Regions from separate parts of the Mus musculus genome. Here region 1 is linked to region 2. Evidence: chromatin loops called from intact Hi-C (ENCODE). Cell type or tissue: gastrocnemius. All regions are shown on one strand. Links, peaks and the distances in the headings refer to the core of each region. The heading gives the core; the rest is flanking DNA.

Evidence for each region. Peaks named below come from ENCODE experiments on the same cell type or tissue, not always from the same donor. Only the 100,000 strongest peaks of a DNase experiment are listed, where the experiment ranks them.
Region 1: it touches region 2 in a loop (5-fold over the local background); 18 of 42 quality-filtered maps call a loop at or near these places.

Annotation. Positions count from the first base shown.
Region 1 is chr3:132,497,797-132,515,164 of GRCm38, forward strand. Gm30147 (a long non-coding RNA gene) reads left to right here. Exons shown (of 3, transcript XR_867646.1): 3 at 2,594-2,630. Among named protein-coding and RNA genes, the nearest start is that of Gm30147, 27 kb to the left of the region's middle. In gastrocnemius, for the core only: a CTCF peak has its summit at 8,546 (motif pointing right); a DNase peak (open chromatin) is centred at 8,530.
Region 2 is chr3:132,697,230-132,705,229 of GRCm38, forward strand. The region is part of intron 3 of Tbck (TBC1 domain containing kinase); the gene reads left to right. Among named protein-coding and RNA genes, the nearest start is that of Tbck, 17 kb to the left of the region's middle. In gastrocnemius, for the core only: a CTCF peak has its summit at 4,332; no DNase peak of the experiment used is centred there.

The DNA.
Region 1 (17,368 bases), core at 5,003-13,002, 190 kb before region 2:
ACTTATTTTTCCCTCATGGAAAAGAAACCTAAAGAGACAAGTAGTGGTGACCTCACCAGTTGATCATCATGGAGAGTAACTCTGCTCAGCTTGCCCCTAACCATCCTTGGAGTATAGCTTTGGCCTGTATTTCAAGATGGCTATTCTAACACTCTGGGTAGCTGATTGAGGACAGAATGAGAAAAGCCAGGAGGGAAGCAGTCTATAAATCCTATACAACTGCTCAAGTTTCTTCATGACCCAGAACTTCATAGTTTCCAATGTTGGAAGTAGAAAGATACCCCCAAATCCCAACATCCAACCCTTCGGCTTCCTGAGTGTGCTGTGTGACTAACAGAACTTGTCTTATGAAATTAACGTATAGAACTGAAAACAAGGAAAATATAATGGACTCTCTAAAGGGGCCAATTTAATCACATGAATCCTTAAAAACAAAGAGTATTCTACAACTAAGAGAGAGAGAGAGACAGAGAGAGAGAGAGAGAGAGAGAGAGAGAGAGAGAGAGAGAGAGAGAGAAAGAGCTTAAGGGAAAATAAGCATCCAAGAAGCTTCAATGCCTGCACCTCTCATGGTCCTTAACATGGAGAGAGCCACACTGCAATAAGGACCAAAAAAAAAAAAAAAATTCTAATTGTCCAGGGTAGCTCTTGGCCTATTGCAGTCAGAAAATAGGAGTTTAAACCCTACATTAAAAAACAAAACAAAACAAAACAAAAAAAACAAACAAAAAATAGATTCGATCAACAACATGAAGAGAATGGAAGGGGCTGCGTGCCAGCAAAGGCCTCGTAATTAGCAACTTGACTCAGTTTTACAAAACCCAATATACAAAAAATAAAAATAGAAAAGCTAACCCAGAGTGCTGACCTAAAAATAATATGTATTTTGTTCTCAGTTATTACATATATGCTAATTCATTACATAAGCTGTCTAAAAATTAATATGCAAAAAATAGACAAAATAATGTATAATAGAGATCAGTATGTGTAGGTTTTCTTATGTGTGGCAGCTGATAACTGTGGTTTAATTTGTTGAAAAAATAAACGAGTATTTGTTCAACTATTTGTCTTTCCACCATACAAGGGTAAGGAGAGGAAAGGGTTAGACTTCATATTTTTAGCATTAAACCAAATTAATGAATATAACTCCCAAAGAGGTCCAAAAGTTCTTAGAGATGGTTTTAGAAAATCAAACGTTTCCAATTTACCATTCAATATACTGAGGTTTAAAACTGAATATGAGGAAAGGCAACAGAAGACAAGACACATCTTATAGTGCAAGCTGAGCACATGATCCCTCTAACGACCCTCGATGGCTCTCTGGGTGTTCCTTTGGTTTACACACAAACACACTCGTGCTTTCCAAATTATTCAACATAGTTTCATACTACAACTTTCATTTCTTTTGTATCCATATTGCATCCATTTATGTAATTATTAAACTATTACATAAGCAGAAACTTGTATGCAGGGTCATAGCTCTTAAGTGATAAGAAAGAAATGAATTAGGTGTGGTAGAATACACATGGTACTTGCTCACATGAGTACCACAACTAGAAGTCAGAATATCTGCAGATGGAACAAAAAAACAACCTTATTATATGTGTGTGTGTATATATATAGTGTATATATATATATATATATATATATATATATATATACATATATACATACATATATACATATATGTATACATATACATATATATATAACATTTAACTATAACTACAGAAATAACACTGAAAATGCAGGAAGGCTTGGCATGGCACATGCCTGTATTCCATCATGGACCACAGAGAAAAACCCTGTCTCATGAAGCAAACAAAGCCCCAGACTGTTGAGCATGTAGCCAGATGATCAGTCCTGGCTTTTATGAGGCCTTTCAGTTCTACTTCTCTCAGAAAGTAGGACAATTGGTCAGTACTCCTCATACTCAACACTCTATAAGGCTTGAATAAGACTAAACTCACCGAATCTACAGTCTCCCTTTGTTGGGGGAACCCTATCTCTTTTCTGTGTCTAAGAGAGAAGTCAAGGAGGATATCTGAGACAGGTGAGGTTGGGGAGTTTGGGGAACTCAACAGGAATGGAGCAGTCCTGGTTCTGACAAGGAAGTGGGTAGACACTAAGCCAAGTTTGAAAAGAGGACAAGTAGGGAGAAAGTGGGCAGCCTTGTCTAGTCCCTGATTTTAGTGGGATTGCTTCAAGTTTCTCTCCATTTACTTTGATGTTGGCTACTGGTTTGCTGTAGATTGCTTTTATTATGTTTAGGTATGGGCCTTGAATTCCTGATCTTTCCAAAACTTTTATCATGAAGGGATGTTGGATTTTGTCAAATGCTTTCTCAGCATTTAACGAGATGATCATGTGTTTTTTGTCTTTGCGTTTGTTTATATAGTGGTCTATGTTGATGGATTTCTGTATATTAACCATCCTTGCATCCCTGGGATGAAGCCTACTTGGTCATGATGGATGATTGTTTTGATGTGTTCTTGGATTCGGTTTTCGAAGATTTTATTGAGTATTTTTGCATCGATATTCATATGGGAAATGGGTCTGAAGTTCTCTTTCTTTGTTGCAATACCTCTCCTAGGCATATACCCTGAAGAAGTTCCAACTGGTAATAAGAACGTATGCTCCACTATGTTCATAGCAGCCTTATTTATAATAAGCCAGAAGCTAGAAAGAACCCAAATGTCCCTCAACAGAAGAATGGATACAGAAAATGTGGTACATTTACACAATGGAGTACTACTCAGCTATTAAAAACAATGAATTTATGAAACTCTTGGACAAATGGATGTATCTGGAGGATATCATTCTTAGTGAGGTAACCCAATCACAAAAGAATTCATTAGATATGCACTTACTGATAAGTGGATATTAGCCCAGAAACATAGAACACCCAAGATACAATTTGCAAAACACAAGAAAATCAAGAAGAGGGAAGACCAATGGGTGGATACTTCAATCCTCCTTAGAATACAGAACAAAATACCCATGAAAGGAGTTACAGAGACAAAGTTTGGAGCTAAGACAAAAGGATGGACTATCCAGAGACTACTCCACCTGGGGATCCATCCCATAATCAGCCACCAAACCCAGACACTATTGCATATGCCAGCAAGATTTTGCTGAAGGGACCCTGTTATAGCTGTCTCATATGAGACTATGCCAGTGCCTGGCAAGTACAGAAGTGGATGCTCACAGTCATCTATAAGATGGAACACAGGGCCCCCATTGGAGAAGCTAGAGAAAGCACCCAAGGAGCTGAAGGGGTCTGCAACCCTATAGGTGGAACATCAATATGAACTAACCAATACCGCCCTGGAGCTCGTGTCTCTAGCTGCATATGTAGCAGAAGATGGCCTAGTCGGCCATCACTGGGAAGAGAGGCCCCTTGGTCTTGCAAACTTTATATGCCCCAGTACAAGGGAATCCCAGGGCCAAGAAGCTGGAGTGGGTGGGTAGGGGAGCAGGACAGGGGGAGGGTATAGGCAACTTTCAGGATAGCATTTGAAATGTATATAAAGAAAATATCTAATAAAAAAGTAAATTAATTTTTTTAAGAAAAGAAAAGAAGAGAAGAGAAGAGAAGAGAAGAGAAGAGAAAGAAGAGAAGAGAAGAGAAGAGAAGAGAAGAGAAGAGAAGAGAAGAGAAGAGAAAAGAAAAGAAAAGAAAAGAAAAAAAAGAAAGGAAAGAAAAGAAAAGAGGACAGAAAGAAAGGGATCTTGTTGTATAGACTTCCTCATCTTCTAGTATAAAAACTTTGATGAAGATTTCTAGAAAGGAAACATATTTTCTAATAAAACAGCAAAAACTGTCATAAACTAAACTTTTGCTACTGAAGAATTCCTATTACTTCTTGACCTTGCCTACTATTTCTCACTTTAAAAGAAATTGCAACTTCCATTTAAGAATGACTTCTTTCCAGGACCAAGCTGTAGATCGTCTTTAATGCATTAAACAACTTTTTTTTCTAATTTAATTTATAAAACTGTTATCAATGATATGACACCAAAAAAAAGTTTTCTGATTATTATAACTCCCACTCTCTTGAATCTTCCTCCCAATTCTAGGATCCCCTCACATACACACACAACCCCACTCCCACATGTATGACTTTGTTAATGTTGCTTTCTTCGTCTTGAGACCCACTGGATTTAACCAGGTTTGTCTGTTTCCAGATTGGAAACTATCCATTTTAGCTCCCTCCATAGATACATCGCTAAACACAATGATTGGCCCTCCTCCATAATCCAATAGTTCACAGGGAGGAGAGGAGTCCCAGAAGCCTTCCCTAATCCATGATTAACTACTGATAAGACTTGTCTTGTGTAGGCCTATTAAAGACAGCCACAACTCTTTCAAGGTCACAGCTGCAACTCCTATGCCCAGAAGATAGCATTTTACAGCCCTTATCCCTCTCTTCTGGCTCTTACATTCCTTCCATCCTTTCTTCTGGGATGTTTCCTGAGCACTAGAGGAGGTGGCATAAAGAGCTAAGGACTCAGTGTCATTTATCCTCAATATCTTCAAAGGCACGCATTTCTATATTCACCACCATTTACTGCAAAGAGAGGCTCCTCTGATTAAAGCTAGGAGTATCATTTATCCATGGATATAAACTTCAGTAGACCGTACCTTAATATCGTGGCAATTTAATTAAAAGACGGGAGCAAGCACACTTCTAGAACCTACACCTTTCAGTCACAGGCTTTCACTAGGTTTTCAGTACCAGGTATGAATTCACTCCTGCCGTGCAGGCCTCCAATTGAATCTGAGTTATTAGTTACTCCCATATTAACCATTTCTCGTCTGTCCTTTTAAGAAAACACATCAAGTCCAATATGTATTGCCCAACCATTCTTGGCAGTGGAACTAGATGGTCATAAAGTGTGATCCACCTAACAGAAGCCACATGATTGAAGAAATCTCTCTCTCTCTCTCTCTCTCTCTCTCTCTCTCTCTCTCTCTCTCTCTCTCTCTCTCTCTCTCCCTCTCTCTCCCAACAGCTACCAAAGGCCAATCACTCCTCAGCTAGTCATAGATTCCCCCCAACCCCTGCTTCTCACTATCCAGTGCTAAGATTTTGTCTGGCTTGAGCTTGTATAGATCTTGTGTATGCTGTCACAACAGCTGTGAATTATTACATGATACTGTCTGGTTTTACCTTGAAAATATTATTTCCTTGATGTCAGCTGCCACATCTGACTCTTAAAATCATTTAGCACCCTTTTTTCTTGAAGATCCTTGGGCCTTGGGGAGAGGGATGTGATAGGAATGTTCCATGTAAGGCAGAGCAGTCCTCAGACTCTTACTCTCTGTACTAATTGCTGTGGCTCATTTTTATTGGTTTATTTTCTTGGTGTTTCATTTTCCTGGATCTTTGTATATCCTACATATTATTCCTCTGTTATAAGTATCACTAGCAAGAGTGTTGCCCATTTTGTAGGCTACCTCTTCACTCAATTGATAGCTTTTGTGTTTGTTTTGTTTCAGTTTTGCTTTACAAAAAGGATCTTGGGGGTGGGGAGGGACTGGAGAGATGGCTCAGCAGTTAAAAGCATTGACTGCTCTTCCACAGGTACTGAGTTCAATTCCCAGCAACGAACAAGATGGCTCACAACCACCTGTAATGCAATACGAACTGTGAGAACCGTGTACTCACATACAAAAATAAATAGACAAACAAACAAACAAACCAGCGTGTTGGTTTCATGATATCTCAGTTGTCCATGGCTAGTCTCACTCCCAATATTACTAGAGTTCTATTGAGGAAGTCATAACCTGCACCTGTATGCTGAAGGGTAATCCTCACTCTTTCCTCTGGCAGTTTCAAGGTCTGCAATCTTATGTTGAGTTTCCTGATCTATTTGAAGTTTGCTTTGTACAGGTTGATAGACAATGACCTGCCGCTATTCTAATATATGCTGATATCCAACTTTCCTAGCACTACCGGCTGAAGATGCTATCTTTCTCTGGTGTGTTTCTAGTATTTTTGTCAAAAAATCAGGTAGCTGTAGCCCGGTAGATTTCTATGTTGTTAGTTGACATTTCTGCTTCGTGCCGTGCTGGTTTTGTTACTGTGGCTTTGTTGTATAATTTACAAATTTATAATTTACAATCTGGTGATGCCTCTTCCAGGACTTTTTATTCAAGATTATTTTGGCTAAGCTTGATCTTTTCTACTTATCGATAAATTTTCAGTTTTTCTCTGTATCCATGAGAAAGGTCCTGGAACTTTTATTGAGATTGCACTGAAGTTATATATTCACCTTGGTGTAAGGGTCATTTTTACAATATTAATTTTTTTCTGATCCATGAGCATGGATATTCTTTCTATCACCCAGGGTCTTATCTAGTTCTTTCTTCAGTGTTCTTAAAGTATTAAAAAAAAACACTAAAGTAAATGGATAGAATTCTGCATTCATACAATTACCAAAATTAAACTAAAATGAAATAAATAATCTAAGCAGACCTATAACCGTCAATAAGATTAAAGCAACAATAAAATACCTCCCAACTTAGAAAAAAACAAAATTGATTCAGAGTAGAATTCTATCAGAACATCAAATAAATAACACTGGTCCTACTAAGATCATTCTATAAAACAAACAAACAAAAAGGAATAATTTTAAAAACGTTTATGTAGCCAGTACTGGCCTGTTACCAAAGGGCAATAACAATGCAATTAAAAAACAAAAAACAAAATTACAAACATATCTCCCTGACAAACATAGATGCAAAAGAAATCCTTAATAAAATATTTGCATGCCATATTTAAGCTCACATCAAAAATATCATTCATCATGACTAAGTTGGCTTCATTTCAGAGATACAGGGATGGTTTAATATATGTAAATCAGTAAATGTAAATATACTCAAGTACAGAAATAAAAACATCATTTCAATAGACACTAAAAGGGCCTTTGATAAAAATCTCTGGAGAAGAGGAGGAGGAGGAAAAGGAAGAGGAGGAGGAGAAGTATGTATGCTACCAGAGTGCTACTCTGCTTCTCGGTGGCTCTATATATTAAGATTTCATCATTGTTAGTCTGTTTCATCTCCAGATATATTTTCTTCGTCAATAAATCTGTGTCGTCCTGGATGTTGGCATTTCTTACAATTTGGCTGAAGCGCCTCAGAGTTTCTAAGTGGGTTTTACAGTCTTTGTTTCATCTCTCTTGGCATGCTTTTATGCATTTTCAAGATTAATGTTAAGAACATTGGAATTTTAAAAGAAAGGTTTGTGGTGGATGAAAAGACAGCTTTGGGTGAAGGATGGGGTATTTCAAACATGAAGTATATAAATAAATTTAAAACTTTTGTTTAAATTTGTTTTCCGTTGTATTTATTTACTGTTACAAATCCTTTGCCGAAGGAGTTTTAAATACAAACATATTTGCAATAAGATGCTTTTTTTAAAAACATGTGTGCAAGCAATCTCCAAATCTATGCAATAAGCCCTAGACCCAGAATCAGCCAATTTCTCTTAAATTTGGCAGGTTACAAAACTGATTTTTATGGTACAGTCCAGCAGAATCACAAACTCAGTTGTGTTTGACAGGTTTATCACTCAGATTCCATGCAAATCAACCATCATGGACATGAAAGGGGAGGAAGAAAGGGAGGAAGGGAAAGGGGGAGGGGGAGGGGGAGAAAGGAATGGAGAGAGGGAGGAAAGAAGGGAGGGAGGGAGGGAGGGAGGGGGAGGGGAGGGGAGGGGAGGGGAGGGGAGGGAAGAAGGGAGGGAAGAAGAGAGGGAAAGGAGGGAAGAAAGGAGTGAGCAAGCAAGCTATTCTAACAATAGCAGGCAAGTCAAATAAAATCCACCCAGTGAACCCATAGCTGCAGCTTCAAAGTCCTTTCTGCCTTATGTTGAAGTTCATTCTGGCAGTGGTTTCAGTTAGCTACATTTTATTAGACTGTTGCCAAATCTAGAATTATTACTTTTTAACTTATTGGGTTCCTAACATACCAGAACTTATAATCAGAGGACATCCAACTGACCATCATCAGGGGAAGAGAGTTATTGAATATAAAATCCTGAGTGTTGAGGATGGAAGATGTGAAGTTTCCACATTATATAGACCTAACTTTATAAATGAGCTTTAGATAGCTTCGAACCCAATGAAAGCTCTGTGTGTGCTATTTAGAACAAAAATAATGCCTGATTAAAACCAGTTTTATGTAGCTCAGTCTCATAAATGGTTGCTATGGCAGAAATGCACCAATGTTAAGTTGTGTGTGTGTGTGTGTGTGTGTTCTTTATGGCAGAGCATAGAAGATGGACATCCAAGACAATGTGAGAAAGCTCATCTTCTGTAAACCTTTTCTCACACTCTGCGCATCTCATGGCCTCTGCATTCGTGCCACAATCGCTACAGTGGGTGAGATATCTCAGTCCTGCCAAGCTCTAGGTCTCCTGGCAACAGAGAGCAGGCTTCTTTATCTTTTGATGCCCACACTGCAGTACTTAACAGATGCCTCATGGTGACTTCCCCATAGTTAGGTCCCATATACTCATCGCCACCAGATGGCAGCAATGCTACCTTCCCCAGTAACAGGGGACTTCACCAACACCCCTTGGCTTGTTTACAAAGGCATCCTACCCCTCCTTTTCCTCCCTCCTGATCTAAGCCCTCAACTCCTGAGCATCAATACTCAGTGTGCTTGCCAACAATTTATAGGTCTCTCTGATTTGCAAGTCTCTGTGTAATTTCATGAGAAAATATGGAGGTGGAAAATTTGAAATGTAATAATCCCATACCCTTCTTTCCTAACACATACGTTTAGGCTTAATCGCTGTTAACACCATAGATCACTCACATGTGATGAGTACAGCCTGTTTTTGGGTGGGAAAAAAAGTATTCTTAATCCATCCTGTTTCCATCATGGGAGGCATTAGCTGGAAAGAAACCTTTCCCCTTTTCTTTCTGCCCTTATTTATACCTCCTCTAGAGAGATGAATTAATGAATGTGATAGGCAAGGACAACCGAGAACTTTATGGCAGCCTTTCCCGCTTTCTTTCTTCCTGGGGCCATCCATCCACGAACCCTGGTCTTAGTCTCTTCATGCAACATACAAACACCCCAATAGGAAGAGAAATCTGCAAGTATCAGCCATTGATTGCATCTGTGCTTGGAAGGAAGAAAACGACAGTCTTCAAGCAGCCTTTGGTTAGCCTTAAAGTGGACACTCCAGTCTCCATCTACCTGATGGCTTTAAGGAAACATAAGATGTCTCATTTGAGGTCCCTGAAAACTCTGACAAATGACATTAAAACCGCCTTCTATCTTAAAATTTAAACATGTTTGAGAGTCTCTCTCCCCCCTCCCACTCATTTTAAATTACTACATTTCATGGTCTCTTAGTTGTGATTATTAACTGCTTAACCATATGTTCATATTAAATTCAAACGTTAGCCCCTCAGAGTTACTCGCTTTCAACCAAAGAACATTAATTGACCAAAATTGAATAGCATGCTCAGAAGTGTTTTCCTTTCTTTCCTAGCCAACTTTGCAGCTTTATATATGGTCTCCTTCTTACTGAGGTCTTGGCCAACTCATTATTGGGAAGGCCTAGAGTAGCTTTTAATATCCTTGACATTTTTAGCTATTAATCATTTACAGCTGATGGGATAGGCCAACGATAATACATTTTACACTTTAATGCCCAAGGTTATCTCTTTTCATCCTCTAAATCAGCGTAATCCTGAGTCAGCTTTAATTGGTATTTAAGGATGGAGTCTGTTACCTCGGCTTAACTCTCTCTGACATCTTTGGGAGAGCAGAGCAGCATAGGAAGGAAGAACAGGAGCTGACCGCCTTCCCTTGTTGTGATGCTCTGCCTTTGACTCTGGATCTTCTTTCACTTTTCTTTGGTTTTATGTCACATGTAGTGAGCTGAATTAAATACCAGAGATGGAAGCAATAGATCACAGAATGCAATAAGGTGATCAATGCCCATTTCATTTCAAAAGTATAGACTAGGTAAAGCCTGGGAGAAAAGGAGAGCATTATTAAAGTGGATACCTGGGAGATGTTTTTCCATATAAAGCAACACCCAAAGCAAAGATCCCAAAGTGAGAATTCTTGATGTGTCTGATGACCAGAACATGACAGAAGGCAACTGAGCAAAAAAAAAAAAGAAAGAAATGGAGTAAGACAGGAACCACGGAGGAAACAGATCCTAGCTTTGTGGCCACATAAGAGTTCAGCTCTTACCTTGAGTTTTAAAAAAAAAGTTGGGGAGGGTTGGCTCCTTCAGAAACTTAAACAGAGGGGTTCTGTGACACAGTTCAAGTTTCTAAAAGCTCATGCCGGATGATTCGTTGACAATGGATTCCAAGACAATAAAAAGGGAAGGAGATTTAACTAAGAATTATGACGTCTCAGTCAAGGTGGTGAGACATAGCAGACTGTGGGCAGATTTTGAAATCTGAGCTAAGAATGGCAAATATAGGAGGTGAAAGAATAAAGTCCTTGGTGATGGTTTCCTGGTCGTCAGGAGCCCTGGGGTGGGGGTGTGGCCTGGACACAGACTAGAGAAGGACTAGGCATGGGTGAGAACGACAGGGACATGAACTGTACACATGTGGAGATCAAAAAGTAGTCTGCTTCCAAGTGGAGCTATTACCAGATCATTCCTGTTAAATCTTAAAAAGACAAGTAGTCCTAGAGGTGGGAATATGGAGCAATTAAGAAATAAATCCTTCAATCTGTAAGTGTAGATGAAGAAATCTATTATTACAAAATTTAAAAATCACAAAGGGAATGTGAGTGAGAAAGAATAAACTAGCAAGATGAAAAGAAAACAAGGTCTGTGAATCCTGGAAACTGGGTAAAAAAAGATTAGCAAGGGATGAGTGAGGATATACTGTATCTAAGATGCTGGCCGGCCAGCTAAGATGCAGAGTGGGGCTCCTCTTCTTCTTCTTCTTCTTCTTCTTCTTCTTCTTCTTCTTCTTCTTCTTCTTCTTCTTCTTCTTCTTCTTCTTCTTCTTCTTCTTCTTCTTTCTTCTTCTTCTTCTTTTCTTCTTCTTTTCTTCTTCTTCTCTTCTTCTTCTTTTCTTCTTCTTTTCTTCTTTTCTTCTTCCTCTTCTTCTTCCTCTTCTTTCTCCTCCTCCACCTCCTCCTTCTGCTCCTCTTCCTTTTCCACCTCTCTCTGTTTACCCTTTCTCTCTTTATCTCTCCCTCTCCAACCCCCTCCCCTCTCTCCATGGCAACTTCCCTGGCCTCAAGACTGAGGACAGGGTACTTGTCCTCCCAAGAGCAGTTTCTCAATAAACCTACCTTTAATATAATCTAAAAGGGGAAAAGAAACAGACTGGGAATTCCCTATAAGCATTCATCACTTTGGGACGAGTCTTTGTTGATTTCGTGTTCTGCTTTATTCTGGACTACTGAGGGAAGAGCCTGGGTTAACATGGGAAAGTAAAAAGAAATGGAGAAATTCAGATAATTCTGTTGTTATAAACAAGAACCGAGCAATAGAATGGTAGATGGTATCTGAAGCAAAGCAAAAGAAATGCTTTAAAGATGTAGGGAAATGTACATTTATGTCGTCATAATAGCTTAGGAGAGGAGGAAATTCTGAAAACAAGAAAGAAGAAACTACTGCTAGAGTCACATGCTGCAGTAAGCTAAGGAAACAGGGTATGAGATGGCAGAGAGCTGTCAGGGCTGTGTCTTTGTGTGAGCACCAGAATGAGCTCAAGAAACTGAGGAGCTGAGGACACAATAGAATGGCTCTGTTGAGAGTCTCTGTGGAGCATCTTTCTATTTGTCAAGCTCTCATCTCTCTCTCTCTCTCTCTCTCTCTCTCTCTCTCTCTCTCTCTATATATATATATATATATATATATATATATATATATATATATATAACTCTAAATGCAGTGCCTAACAGTGGATGTCCCAGGCTGAAGATTATTCAAGGATTTTCATTCTTCTGCATACTCAGTCTCTCAAGAATTAACAAGAGTAAAATTTAAAATCTAAGCCCATTTGGAATATTGATACCAAGCTATCTCCGATTAAAATTAGGCAACAGGAAGTTATGGTGATCTAGAAAGTCCCAGAGACCTGGGATGTGAAAGGCTCCAAGGACTCAATGGGGTGACCTTAGCAGAAATGCCCCTCAGTAGAGAGATGGAAACTAAAGAGAACACCTCCAGTAGATAGACAGGGCCCCCATTAGGGATGGGGATATCAACCCACCTTTCAAAAATTTTGACCCAGAATTGTTCCTGTCTAAAAGAACTGCAGAGACAAAAATGGAGCAGAGACTGAAAGAAAAGCCATCCAGAGGCTGCCCCGAACTTGGGATCCATCCCAGGAGTAGGTAACAAACCCTGACACTATTGTTGATGTCATATTGTACTTGAGGACAGGAGCCTAGCATGGCTGTCCTCTGGGAGACTCTACCAGCAGCTGACTGAGACAGATGCACATACTCACAGCCAATAACTGGGCTGAGGTCAGGGATCCCTAGGGAAGAGTTAGGCAAAGGATCAAAGGAGCTGAAGGGTTAGCAATGTCATAGTAAGACCAACAGTATCAACTAACCTGACCCCTGGGAATTCCCAGAGACTAAGCCAAAGAGTATACATGGACCGGTTGGAGCCCCCATCCCCCACTCCCACCCCAGCACATATGTAACAAAGGACTGCCTTGTCCTGCCTCAGTAGGAGAGGATGTGTCTAATCCTGTAGTGACTTGATGTGCCAGGGAAGGAGGATACCTGGGGGAAAACACCCTCCCAGAGGTGAAGGGGAGGGATGATAGAGTGAAGAACTCTGGGAGGGGGGGACCTGGAGGGGTCAACATTTGTGATCTAAATAAATAATAAATTCTTTTTCTTTTTATAAAAAGAAGGTATGGTAAGAACACATCTAAGAGTGTTCTTCACTCTGCAGACTGAGGCAGGAGGTCACTGTGAGTTTGAGGTCAGCCTGGGTTGCACATAAGAATCTGTTGCAGAACAAAATACACACAACAAAATATTCTGAAGATTTCACTTCCTTATTTTATGTCCATCCTAGATTGTCCTACATCTTCAAAAATCATGCAAAAAAAAAAAATCTGCTACTGCCAAAGACATACACAAGAGCCTCAGAAGCTGGAGAAGTCATTTCTGGTTATTAATCATGAAATATGTAAGAATCCATGATAGCAGAGCTTACGGCAACAAAGTACTTTTCTTTTCAGAGAGTAAAGCATCTGTTTGCAAGCATAGATTGAAACAATACAAGCTCCCATGATAGATTGAAACAATACAAGTTCCCATCAAATTTAAAGTCAGCTACAATGTGGGACTTGTAAGGATACAAGGGTGTCTGTGTTCTCAACTCTAAAACCTTCCTAGTGCTTTCTTGGTGCAAAAAGCCCATTATGCTAATACATCCAATATTGTATCAATACAAAATTCAAGAGAACATTCCTGGAGAAACAGTCAGCAAAAATACCAGCAGTCTCTTCATGCTGGTTAAAATGTATCTGATTGTATTATTTTCAATATTTTCCTGCATTAAATTTACCTCCAATTTTATTTTATAATCAGAAAAATAAGACCATCAGTATTCTTAATACAAGGTGGCAATAACTAAGAAATTAATGGATTTGTCTTTAGCAGTGTTAGTAGTATTTCAAGAAGATAATACTGACTATTCCAAGGGTATGGCAGACTAACTAAATTAGTGTTTGCAAAGAACTCTAGAGGAGTGATGGTAGTAGTTGCATTTCTTTTAGTTTATAGATAAAAGACTGTTTAATAATAATAAATTTTTAAAAACCTCCAAAGACTTCCAGTTCCAAAAGCGAAATTCTGCCCTCTGTTATATGTGTGCAATTAGTTGCATGTGCATAATTGAGGGCAGAATTTGGCCCATAAAATTTGGAATAATCTGGGAATTCTTACAATCTGGAAAAAATTAAAATCCCTTTGATAAAATAAATTATGAAGTGACCCAATTCAAATGGGCTTTGATGTGTAAGGAGATGGTGTTTTCACTTATGTGAGAAAGTTTTTTATTTTTTTTATTTTTAAATCATTTAGCCCAATCTAGAACAGAGAAGAGGGAGGAGACTTATCTGCACCGATCTTTCCTTAAGGAAAAATAACATGCCTGTGAGAGATGAGATATGTAGCCAACCACTAAGACGTGTCTTATACAACAAAAGAAAAATAGACATGGAGACAGGTGGGTACCGATTTAAGCTCAGAGCATCCATAGCTAAGCAGCAACGTGTGCCTGCCTTTGGTCCACAAACTCCTCTGTGCTGTGCGCTCTGCTCACTGGCAGAACAAACACTCCTAGGGATAGATGCTTTCCAAAGTCCAAAGTGTAAGATCTGCCCAAACAAAGCCAGCTCTCTTTGATCCTTTTTTTAATTTCCCCCTTGCGTGCCACCTCAATGGGACCACCAAAGTTTTGCCTCCGATGATTTCCGAAACCCACTTTCAATTTTTTTTTCCGTTTAGAAAAGGAAATTGGGAGGGGAAAATATTATTAAGTTCCACACCCACGTCTTTATCTTCTACACTTGTTCTTCCCGAGGTCACATTTTAAATTTTCAGTTTTCTTTTTTCCCCACCTTGCTATGCTCACTGGGTGTGAGCTTGTCACTGAGAAGTAACAAAGCCCACAACTTTTCTGTTTCTGCCTTAAAAGGGGAAGAGAGAGAGGGAAAGGCTGGCTATACAGTATGCATAAGGTTCACACCTTTTGGCTTTATGTGCTGAACAATTTATCAACTCACAAAGTATGATCTGTTTCTCCTTTATGGCCCTTTCAGCGAAAAAAAAAAAAAACTTATATATATTGGCCTTGCTTCTTGCTGCCCCCCAAGAGGCTCGTCTGGCTCATTACCGCACTACCCACGGGATCAAACCACTTGTAAAGAACTGAGATCTGTTGCATTTGGAGCTCAAAACTTCGAAAACAACCTTAAGCCATACTCCTAAAAACATTAAAAGGAACATTCTTGTGTGCTTTTCAGGCATCTTTACAAGCTCTTGTGAAAGGATAAAAGTGGCTGGCTGGTCCCCAGTTTATATGTTCATTATTCCTAAATCGTTTTGTCCGTCGCCATGAGCATGGTAAGGTCATCAAATCATACAGGAAAAGCCATTATGGTCTTTTAAATGGCCTAGTCTATGAACCACAGGGAAGGCACTTCACCATTAAATATTATTACAGTCTCTGCCTCCTCTCCTTAAATAATCAGAATTAGTATAATTGGTTGAACCTGCTATTGATGGCACCTTTCCTAAGCTAGGAAATATCAAAAGCAGCAGATCAGCTTAAGCGTTTCAAGAGCATGGTCTGTCTAGTCAAACTCTAAAATATTATTTGTTTGATGTTTTCCCCCTAATTCTTTTGTTTAGCACATGTTATCATCCATCGTCATCATTGTTTTCAAGACAGGGTTTCTCTGTGTAGCCCTGGAACTCACTCTGTAGACCAATCTGGCCCAGAACTCACTCTGTAGACCAGGCTGGCCCAGAACTCAGAGATCCATCTGCTGGGATTGAAGGTGTGCACCACCACCTACCAGCTTGTTTGATGCTTATTAATGGAGAGATTCTCCGACTCATTTCAGCCTCTCCAACGAATGTGGTCTAGTTCCGGGGTGAACTGTCTTGTCGGGAGGTTCTCCACACGGACATCATCTCCTTACTTGGAGTAACTGAAAGTCCTGCATCAGGATGCCAGCAAGGCGAGCATGGCCTGTGCCTCACCTCGGCGCATCAGATGGAAGCCATCTTGCTGTCGCTTCACTCAGCTGTCTCAGCTGTCCCCGCGGGCACAAGTTCCCACTGTATCTCCTACAGAAGTAAACTGGTCCTATCGGGCTGCAGCCTCGTTTTTATTTGATCACCAACTTAATGAACTTACCTTCAAATGTAATTAAACTCTGAGGTAGTAGAGGCTGGGATTTCAACACATGAATTTGTGAAAAATTACAACTCAGGCCATAATAGAATAATTTAACTCCCTTATATACTCTTATTTTGGAGCTGTAACCAGACAAAATCAGTTTAGGTACTTCTTAGAAAATTTCATATTTTAAAAGTATGCAAGCATTGATATATTTTAATAAAAAACCTTTTGATATATTACATGATACCAAATATAGCTTTTTTTGAATTAATCAACCATTGAACAAATTACTTAATAAAATAATTAATGAAATAATATACTTTATTTATTTCTGGCATAACCTGTGATGGTAGTGGCTTTATACCTAAATGAGCTTCTTGTAATTCTACCAGTGTAAAGTTTTATTTAATATAAACGCATTAATAACTTTTAGTTAGAACTTTTTGTCTGGTATTTAAGAGCTATTCATGTGCATTAATAGAAATCACAGGTTCAGTGAGCTAAGTAAGTTTCCCCAGGACCCTCTGTGCCAGCTGGCCCCCTTCAGCGAAAAATTCCTAGGAACCACTCATCAGCCCTGCTCTGGGTCACTTTGCAGCATCCTCCTCCTGACCTCACCTACCCTGTGGTTCTACTCTCACCTTATCATGGAAATTCCCAAATCTGTAATTTTTCCTCCATACCCAAACCTTTTGCTTTTCTTTGCCGTTTTGAAAGTACTTCATGTGGAAACCATGTTCTTCCCAAAATATAGTTAGCATATAAAATATAAAGAACAAGACCCTCCATCCCATAATCAGCTTCCAAACGCTGACACCATTGCATACACTAGCAAGATTTTGCTGAAAGGACCCAGATATAGCTGTCTCTTGTGAGACTATGCCGGTGCCTGGCAAACACAGAAGTGGATGCTCACAGTCAGCTATTGGATGGGTCACAGGGCCCCCAATGGAGGAGCTAGAGAAAGTACCTAAGGAGCTAAAGGGATCTGCAACCCTAGAGGTGGAACAACAATATGAACTAACCAGTACCCCCTGGAGCTCGTGTCTCTAGCTGCATATGAAAATGGCCTAGTCAGCCATCATTGGGAAAAGAGGCCCCTTGGTCTTGCAAACTTTATATGCCCCAGTTCAGGGGAAACACCAGGGCCAAGAAGTGGGAGTGGGGGAGATGGGGGAGTAGGGGGGGGGTAGGGGGAACTTTTGGGATAGCATTGGAAATACAAATGAAGAAAATACCTAATATAAATAAATAAATAAATAAATAAATATCCTCAGACTGGAGAGATGGCTCAGTGGTTAAGAGCACTGACTGCACTTCCAGAGGTCCTGAGTTCAATCCCCAGCAACCGCATGGTGGCTCACAACCATCTGTAATGGGATCTGATGCCCTCTTCTGTTGTGTCTCAAGATAGCAACAGTGTACTCATACTTAAAAATAAATCTTCAAAAAAAGAAAAAGGTCGACTCAATCAGTTC
Region 2 (8,000 bases), core at 1-8,000:
GGCACTGAAGTCTTTGAAGGAGAAATGGATCCGGTGCACCCATTGCAATCAGGCAGTGGTCGTTATCTGATCACTGCTCATTAGTTGCTGTTTAGTGTATATTTATCACCTTGTAAATTAACAGAGTGAAGCAAGATACATTTGGAACATTCTCCAAGTGTAGCAAATCAATTCTGGAGCCTACTGTTGTCAAAGCAGACCGTGTTTTCCCTGTGTATTTTGACCTTAGCAAATTCATTATTTGTTGAAGAGAAAAGCTACCTAGTGCTCAGCATGGGTATTTGTTTCTTTCTTATTGCTGATTAGTAACATTCAAAATTTACAGCATTCAGCTACAGTTATTTTAAAATAAAAGCTGAGTTGTAAAATATGTCCAACCTAACAACTTAGACACAGAGGATGTATTTTTCATACCTTCTACAAATACTCTTTGATAGTTAATCTGTCCAAGTTTCATTTCAAAAATGTGAAACTGAGGAAAAAGGAGTTGCTTAATTTAGCATAAATACCTGAGTTCAATAGTCAAAGAAGTTTTTATCTTTCAGTTTTAGAAACTATTTTCTCTGGGATTTAGAGGTGAGTCACTGGTTAAAAACAGTACTGCCTTTGCCAGGGATACATGATCAGTTTCCAGTACCCTTGCTGGTGGCTCACGACTACCTATAACTCTAGCTCCAGGGCAACCGTTCTCTGGACATCCTAGGCACCTGTGTTCACATGGAAACATACCAACATATAGGTAAACACATATCACATAATTTTTAAAAATTAATCTTAACTTCCAAATTTATTAGCATATCATTAAAAACACCTTATCCTCTGATTCTGAATTTATAAAACTAATAAATATTGAAAAGTTGTATATTGAAGGACATTTTTATCTTGAAAGTATAGGAGGGAGTCTTTAAAGACAAACATATCTTTGCAATATTATTTAAGCATTAATCTTTTTTAAAGCATTAATCTTCAATGATATCTCTCTTTCTCTCTCTCATCATACAGTAGCTAACTATAATTCATCCATTTCCTCTCCATTAACTTTTTACCTCAGGCTGATACCAAGAAAATGTAACCAAAGGAAAATGTAAATGGAAAGGATTAGGAATTTTATAAGGTGAAAAAACATGTTGAATTTATACAGTCTAGAATTGTTTCTTCCCTGGTTTGTTGACAGTATGTGTGTTTTGGCTTATGCAGTGACCTTTAGAAATCTCACGGATCATTGATTTGAGGAAATAGCACTTGTGGTTTTAGTTAACACTTCTATAAGAATGATTCCCAAATCTATCTCAGCAGCCCTGACCTCTGGTTCTCTTGCCTGGCATCTATTTCTTGCAAGCTGATAGAATCTCTTCTTGGAAACATTGCAGATAGCTGAGGGAATTGGTGGTTTATTTGTCAAGTTAACAGAATTTAAAATCACCTGGGACTCTGAAAAAGTTTGTGTGTGTTCATCTTAATTCTGACCATGGATGTAGGAGGATACACTCCTTGTGAGTGACACCATTCCCAGGTCATGGGGACCGGGGCTGTAGAGTTCTAGCACACATGCATTAATTGACTCCTCGCTGCTTTTGGTTATGGTTGTAACATGACCAGCTCTCTCAGGCTCTGTCTCTGTAACTTCAGAGTATTTTATCACTGTATCAGGAATGAAACTAAGAGTCTCTTCCTAGCTTTTTCTAATTTACAATTTACCCAAGTATTGCAGGATTACGTATTAATCATTATGCCAGTACTTATTTCTACTGCCTCCAAGAAATAGTTATACCAGCTGGTTACCAAGTGTTTAAACTAATGAGTATCTTCTATTACAAAATGAATTCATTCCAACTTCAAAAATATCAGTTTTCTGTTCAAACAAAATCTCTTCTGAGACTCCAAACTGTGAGCTCCATCCAAAAAATATTTCTAAATTACTTACTTCTATAAACTATCACAGAGTAAACAAACCTGTTTCAAAGAGAAAAGATAAGAAAATAACAAGAAAACCTTAGACTAAAGCAAGACTGAAGCACAGCAGGACAAGCATGACACCCTGTAGCTCACCTGGAACTACATTGAAGCCTCATTGAAGCCTCCCTTGTAACATTAATCAGAGGCCAGGAGACTCTTGCTGTGCCCCCTGGCCTTCCCACCAGCAGCGTGCATGTATTCTCTTGCATTGACTTTACTTGATTCCTAGAACTTTCTTTTAAAATGTCCCACATTGCTGGCATGCTTAGCGTCTTGATGAGGTCTGCATAGCACCACAAGCTTGGTCTTCATAGCTTCCCACAGTAGCTTCTCAGGGCCTTGTTGTGAGGAGTATAACTCTACCTGTCATTATCTGGTGCAAGCCTCATGACTCCCTCACTCTTGAATTCTATATGCCTACACAAGTTACACCATAGGATGACAGTAAATGTTGCTGCTGCTGAAGAGGTAGTCTGGCCCCTTTAGACCATTGCTGTGCTCTGTGCACATCTTAGAAAATACTTTGCTAGGCAATTGTTTTCTAGAAGTCAATCATGGAAGCTCTGTGTTTTCAGGTACTGTCCTTTTACGTGAATGTTCTTTACATGGGTGTTGTGTTTTATATCCCAGATCTGTACGTGGGTGAGATCTTATTCTCAAGGAACCTTTCCAGTTTTCTCCATGCAAAGTGTAAGGAAAGTGCATGGGATCTCATTAATGGGACTTTAACAATTACAGCTGCTCTGTCCATACTCACCTTGTCTGTGGCTTTAACCTGGTTCACCTTCCTGTCTTCACCAGACTGCACATGTTTGGCATCTTTGGGCTCCTCTTTCAGCTCTAAACTTGCTGTGTCTGTAAGTCTGGCTAAATGGCAGTGAGTGTAACCGCACCACAGCCCAAAGGCCATCTAGTCTTCAAACATGGAGTCCAGTTCTCTTCATCTAGCTTCACACAGGTCCTCAGCACAGGCAAGCATGGATCCAGATGATTTGTCAGAGAGGAGTGGGCTCTAGAGCAGTGGCTCTCAGCCTTCCCAGTGCTGTGACCCTTTAACACAGTTCCTCATGCTGTGGTGACCCCAACCATAACATTATTTTCATTGCTGCTTTATAACTGTAAGTGTGCTGCTGTTATGCATTGTAATGTAAATATCTGTGTTTTCTGACTGCCTTAGGTGATCCCTGTGAAAGGGTGGATTGACCCCAAAAGGGGTCATGACCCTCAGGTTGAAACCCACTGCTCTAGACTAATTGCTAATGAACTGCTTGTTCCCTTTGATGAGCAGGACCTTTACGGTCACATCTCTACAGCATTCTGGTCTTTCACAGTTCTATCAGAAGCATCTGTTAAGTTTTCCATATATCATTCTCAGACTGCTCTAGCCTGTAGCTCCAAACTTACAAATTCCTCCTACAAACAAAGGCTTAGAAACATGGGGTGAGACTTATTAGAGAGACTCAAGTTCCTGTTACTATGTTCTGTGTTAGTTCTGTCTTTCGCTTTAACAGAATGTCTGGCACAGTAACTCAGGGGAGAAAGGATTTGTTCTGCCTGATGGATCAGGAGACATTGTCCATCATTATGGGAAAGATTTGTTATTGGGAGCGTGAGGGTGCTTGCCTACATCTTGGCAAACTGGGAAGCCATGTGCTCAGCCTATAAATCTCAGTCCCAGGTTCCTCGTGTGTCCCAACTGGACATGATACCCAGAAGGTCCTTGTACTTCCAAGACAGTGGGAACCAATGATTCAAGTGCATGAGGCTATGCGGAGCGAATCGCTTTAAACCAAAGCACAGAAACTAAAAGTTACTGACTCAAACGTGGTACTTAATGTTAGTTATTCACAAGATTCTGACTTTGGAGTTGTGTGGTTTAAACAAAGCCTTATGCTGTGTGTTTATGGGGGGAGGGGATGCATGTTTTACAGCACACAAGTGGAGAGGTCAGCGAGCAACTTGCTGGAGTTGGTTCGCTCCTTCAACTGTTTGGGTTCTAGGGATCAAACTCAGGCCACCAGGCTTGGCAACAAGTGCTTTTACTTGCTGAGCCATCTCCTGCTTTTTACTGTACATGGTCAAGCGAGCTGTAATGTTAACTATTAGATATTTTTATCCATTATAACTACTTAAAAAGATTTCATCATCAAACTTATTGACCATATTAAGAAAATTTATTTTGATATACACACCCCTTCATTTTAACATGAATGCATTTTTGACATACAAATCTAATACCACGTCAATTTATAAAAGCACACTATGAAAAGTAGAACGAGTCTTCTGTATTCAACTGTCTCAAAATTGGTTTAATGAAAACAGTCACTGTAATCATTTGATTCCAATTCCATGAGCAGTCTGTGTTGAAATACAGTGCAGCTGAGGACCTCTAGTGTCACTGCTGAATATGGCATTAATTTGTAAAGATACTGTAAAGGTGTTTGTGTGTGTATGTTTGTGTGTGTGTGTTTGTGTGTGTGAGAGAGAGAGAGAGAGAGAGAGAGAGCGCAAGAATAAAAAGAAGAGCTAAAGTTAGCTTATAGAACCAAATGAGATGCTTAAATGAAGTTTTTTTCACTTAGAATTTTTGAGCATTTTAATTAAAATATATTTATACATCACTTCCTACCTTTCCTTTCTTCCTTTCAGCCCCTACCATACCCCCTACTATAAAATTGATAGCCTCTTTAAAAAATTATTATTGTTACATATAAATATATGCACAATATGTAAATCCAACCTGCTGAGTGTACTCTTGTTATGTGTGCATATACGATTTCAGGGCTAGCTGTGTTAGATTAGATAGCTAATAAAGGCACTCGTCTCTGGGAGAGGCTAAACCTCCTTCTCTCGGCCTGTAGTTCTTTGTCTAGGGGTGGGACCCTGTGAGATTTCCCCCTTTCTTGTGAGCATGTCTGTTGATATTGTCATTGTTCAAGTCTTATTCGTGCAGCCCTTTCTAAGTCAGTCCTACAGCAGCTTTCTTGGTATTCTGAACCTTTTCATCTCCCTCCTTAGTAGTCTTCCCTGAGCCCTAGATGCAGGAGCTGTGCTGTAGAAGTGTTCACTGGGCAAAAGTTTCCCACAATCCATCCATCTCTGAATTTTGTCCAGTTTCTGTAATGGTCTCCATTTGCTGGCGAGAGAAGAATCGTTTTATGTGGAGTGAGAACCACACTCATCTCTCGTGCAAAGATAACGTTTAGAATGTGGTTGAGGAACTAGGCTGCTGCAGCAAGGTGGAGGTGGTAGGCTCTCTTCTAAGAGCCTCACTAGTCCTAGAGCTTGGCTACGTTTTCAGCACTAGACATGGCTCTCCTCCCATTGAGTGGTCCTCATGTCCACTTAGACAGCTGTTGACTACCATCCAGAGTTGTAGCTTTACATGTACCTTGCATCACAGGTTGTTATGGTTCATGGGAGTGTCACATTGGGGTAGAACGTTAGTTGTGTCCCTTCTTTGGCAGGTGACATAGTACTCGCTGGTAGTAAGAAAGCTAGATCCCAGGAAGGAGACATTCATGTTAGATCAGTTTTGATGATCCAAGTCCTGCGATCCAAGGGTGCTGTTTCTTCAGCACTGGGGGCTTCCCTTCAACTGCTGAGAAGTAATCAAGGGAAACAATGAAGCCTATGTTGCTTGGGGGTCCCTTGGACTACCTACCGGCACCAACAGCAGGGAAGGGCTCATGCCTGGCATGAGGGTCTGTTAGCCCATGGACCTTGTGGGGAGGGTTGTCAACCCAGTGACAAGAGAAAAGAGGACTAAAACTTGTTCACCTTTTGCTCTTTCTTGTACTTTAAATTTAGAAAAGAGGATTCAAGTTTTAGTAATAATTTTTTAAAGAAAATGTATTTCATTTACTATTTTAAAGTGAGCTTTATTGAGGTCTAATTCTAATATCTTACCACTTACCATGTAAATGTATAGTTAAATTAGTATGATAAACAAGGTCTCATCAAAGCTAAGATATAGAACAATTCCAATAGCCTCAAGCTCTCCTTATATTCCTGTGTAGTCCCCCAAACCTATGGTAACCACTGATTTGTTAATCAATCTTTTTCCTATTACCTATGTTTTTTTTTAGTGGTTTCCCTTGCCAAGTATAGTTGAATCTTAATGCTTATCAGATCTGACAAGTGTTATCTTTGAATGGTTAAGTAGTACCATTAACATCTAACTTCAGAGTCTGGAATGGCCTTTGTGGGGGTGGAACGAAATGGCTCCTGGCCCTAAGACAGGGGCAATAGGGCATGGGCCACCATGAGTATGGATGGCTGTTGTGGGTGTAAGACTTGTTTGTATAATAATGTACATATTTTTACGTTCATCCTTCATGGAATATCCTCCCTGTTAATGTAAATGACTCCATGATAGAGACAGCACAAGTCTGGGAGATGAAGATGTGTCTAATGTCTCAGCAAAATTGTAAATGCTGGGACCTTGGGACAGCCCCTAAAGCTATGGAAAAGAACTCAACAAACAAGAGTCCAAAATATATAATTTCAGGGGCTAGAGAGATGTCTCAGAGGTTAAGAGCACTGACTGCTTTTCTAGAGGTCTGGAGTTAAATTCCCAGAAACTATATGGTGGCTCACAACCATCTGTAATGGGATCTGATGCCCTTGTGTATTTGAAGACAGTGACAGCATACTCACATACATAAAATAAATAAATCTTTAAAATATGTATCTATGTATATATATATAGATATGTACATAATTTATCAATAATGCAAAATCGAAGGATGAAATATGAATCGTATGAGGGCTTCACAAATCTAAAGGAGTAAAAGCAGCTGCTTGGTGGGCCAACCTGTCAGAATGATACTAAGGAAGGAGGTGAAAACATTTGGCGACCCACCTAGGTAAGGTTTTGTTTAAGCATACAAGGGCAGGCAGATTCCTAAATTCAGGGTCCACCTTCCCCAGAGCAAAGTTAGGCCCAGGTGTGGTAGAAATGGTAATTTCAGGGGTCCCAGCCAGTTATCATCTGTGCTTAACTGGGACAGGCAAATCTCAGAATTCTTTTGCAATGTTTACAAACAAAAATGTGCTGGGCTTATCTGCAAGAGATGAGCTATTGAGAGAATTTTTAGACTAGCAAGAGAAAACTGCTTGGAGAACTGTCTGGAGCAGAACAAAGAAAAAGCAGTCTGGAAAGCTGTCTTGAGCGTGGACCCAGGATTTGACCAGAGTCCTTTGTCTCACTGCTCTCTCAGAACCCCTCTCAGGCCAAGGCTGGCCTTGGCGTTTATCATAACTGCTGTGCAGTAGTCATCATCAGTTGCGTGCTGTTTCCCCTTTACTTTCCTTTTGTCCTGTTTATAACTTCTTAGTGATTTCACAGGTCTTTAATTCCAGCACCCAGAGGACAGAGGCAGGCAGATCTCATTGAGTTCAAGATCAGCCTGGATTACAAAGTGAATTCCAGGACAGACAGAGCCGTTTGTTACACAGAGAAACCCAGTCTCAAAAAAAAAAAAAAAAAAAAAAAAAAAAATCCACCACCACCACCAACAACAACAACAAAAAAACAGTGATTCCATCTAATCTTTATATTGCCTCAATATTTATAATTCTTTTAAAATATACTTTTTGTGGTTGCTTTCAGATATTAATTTTAAAAAATAAAACATGGCTAGAAAAAAACCCTCATATTAAAATATTAACACTGATAATATTGGAAGGTTGGATTGAATGATTTTTTTTTTTTTGTTCTTCTCAGTATATATTAAAGAAACTCAGGGACAAACAGGGTGAGAGAGGTGGGAGAAATGATGAGGAAAATGGGCGTCTCTATGAGACTTGACATAGAGAGGGTGGAGAAGATTTAAAACGTGTTTGGTAAGTCATGAACTACTGGAATGATTCACAAGGTGATATGGAAATATATAATGTCTATATAGTATAAACTACATCATATTTTCATGGACTTAGTTGTTTTGTTTTTGTTTGTACAGAGTACATGGCTTTTATTGATTTGTCCCAAATGTTTTAAAATAAACTGGTAATTTGTTAAAACACCAAGCCCGTGAGTGGCA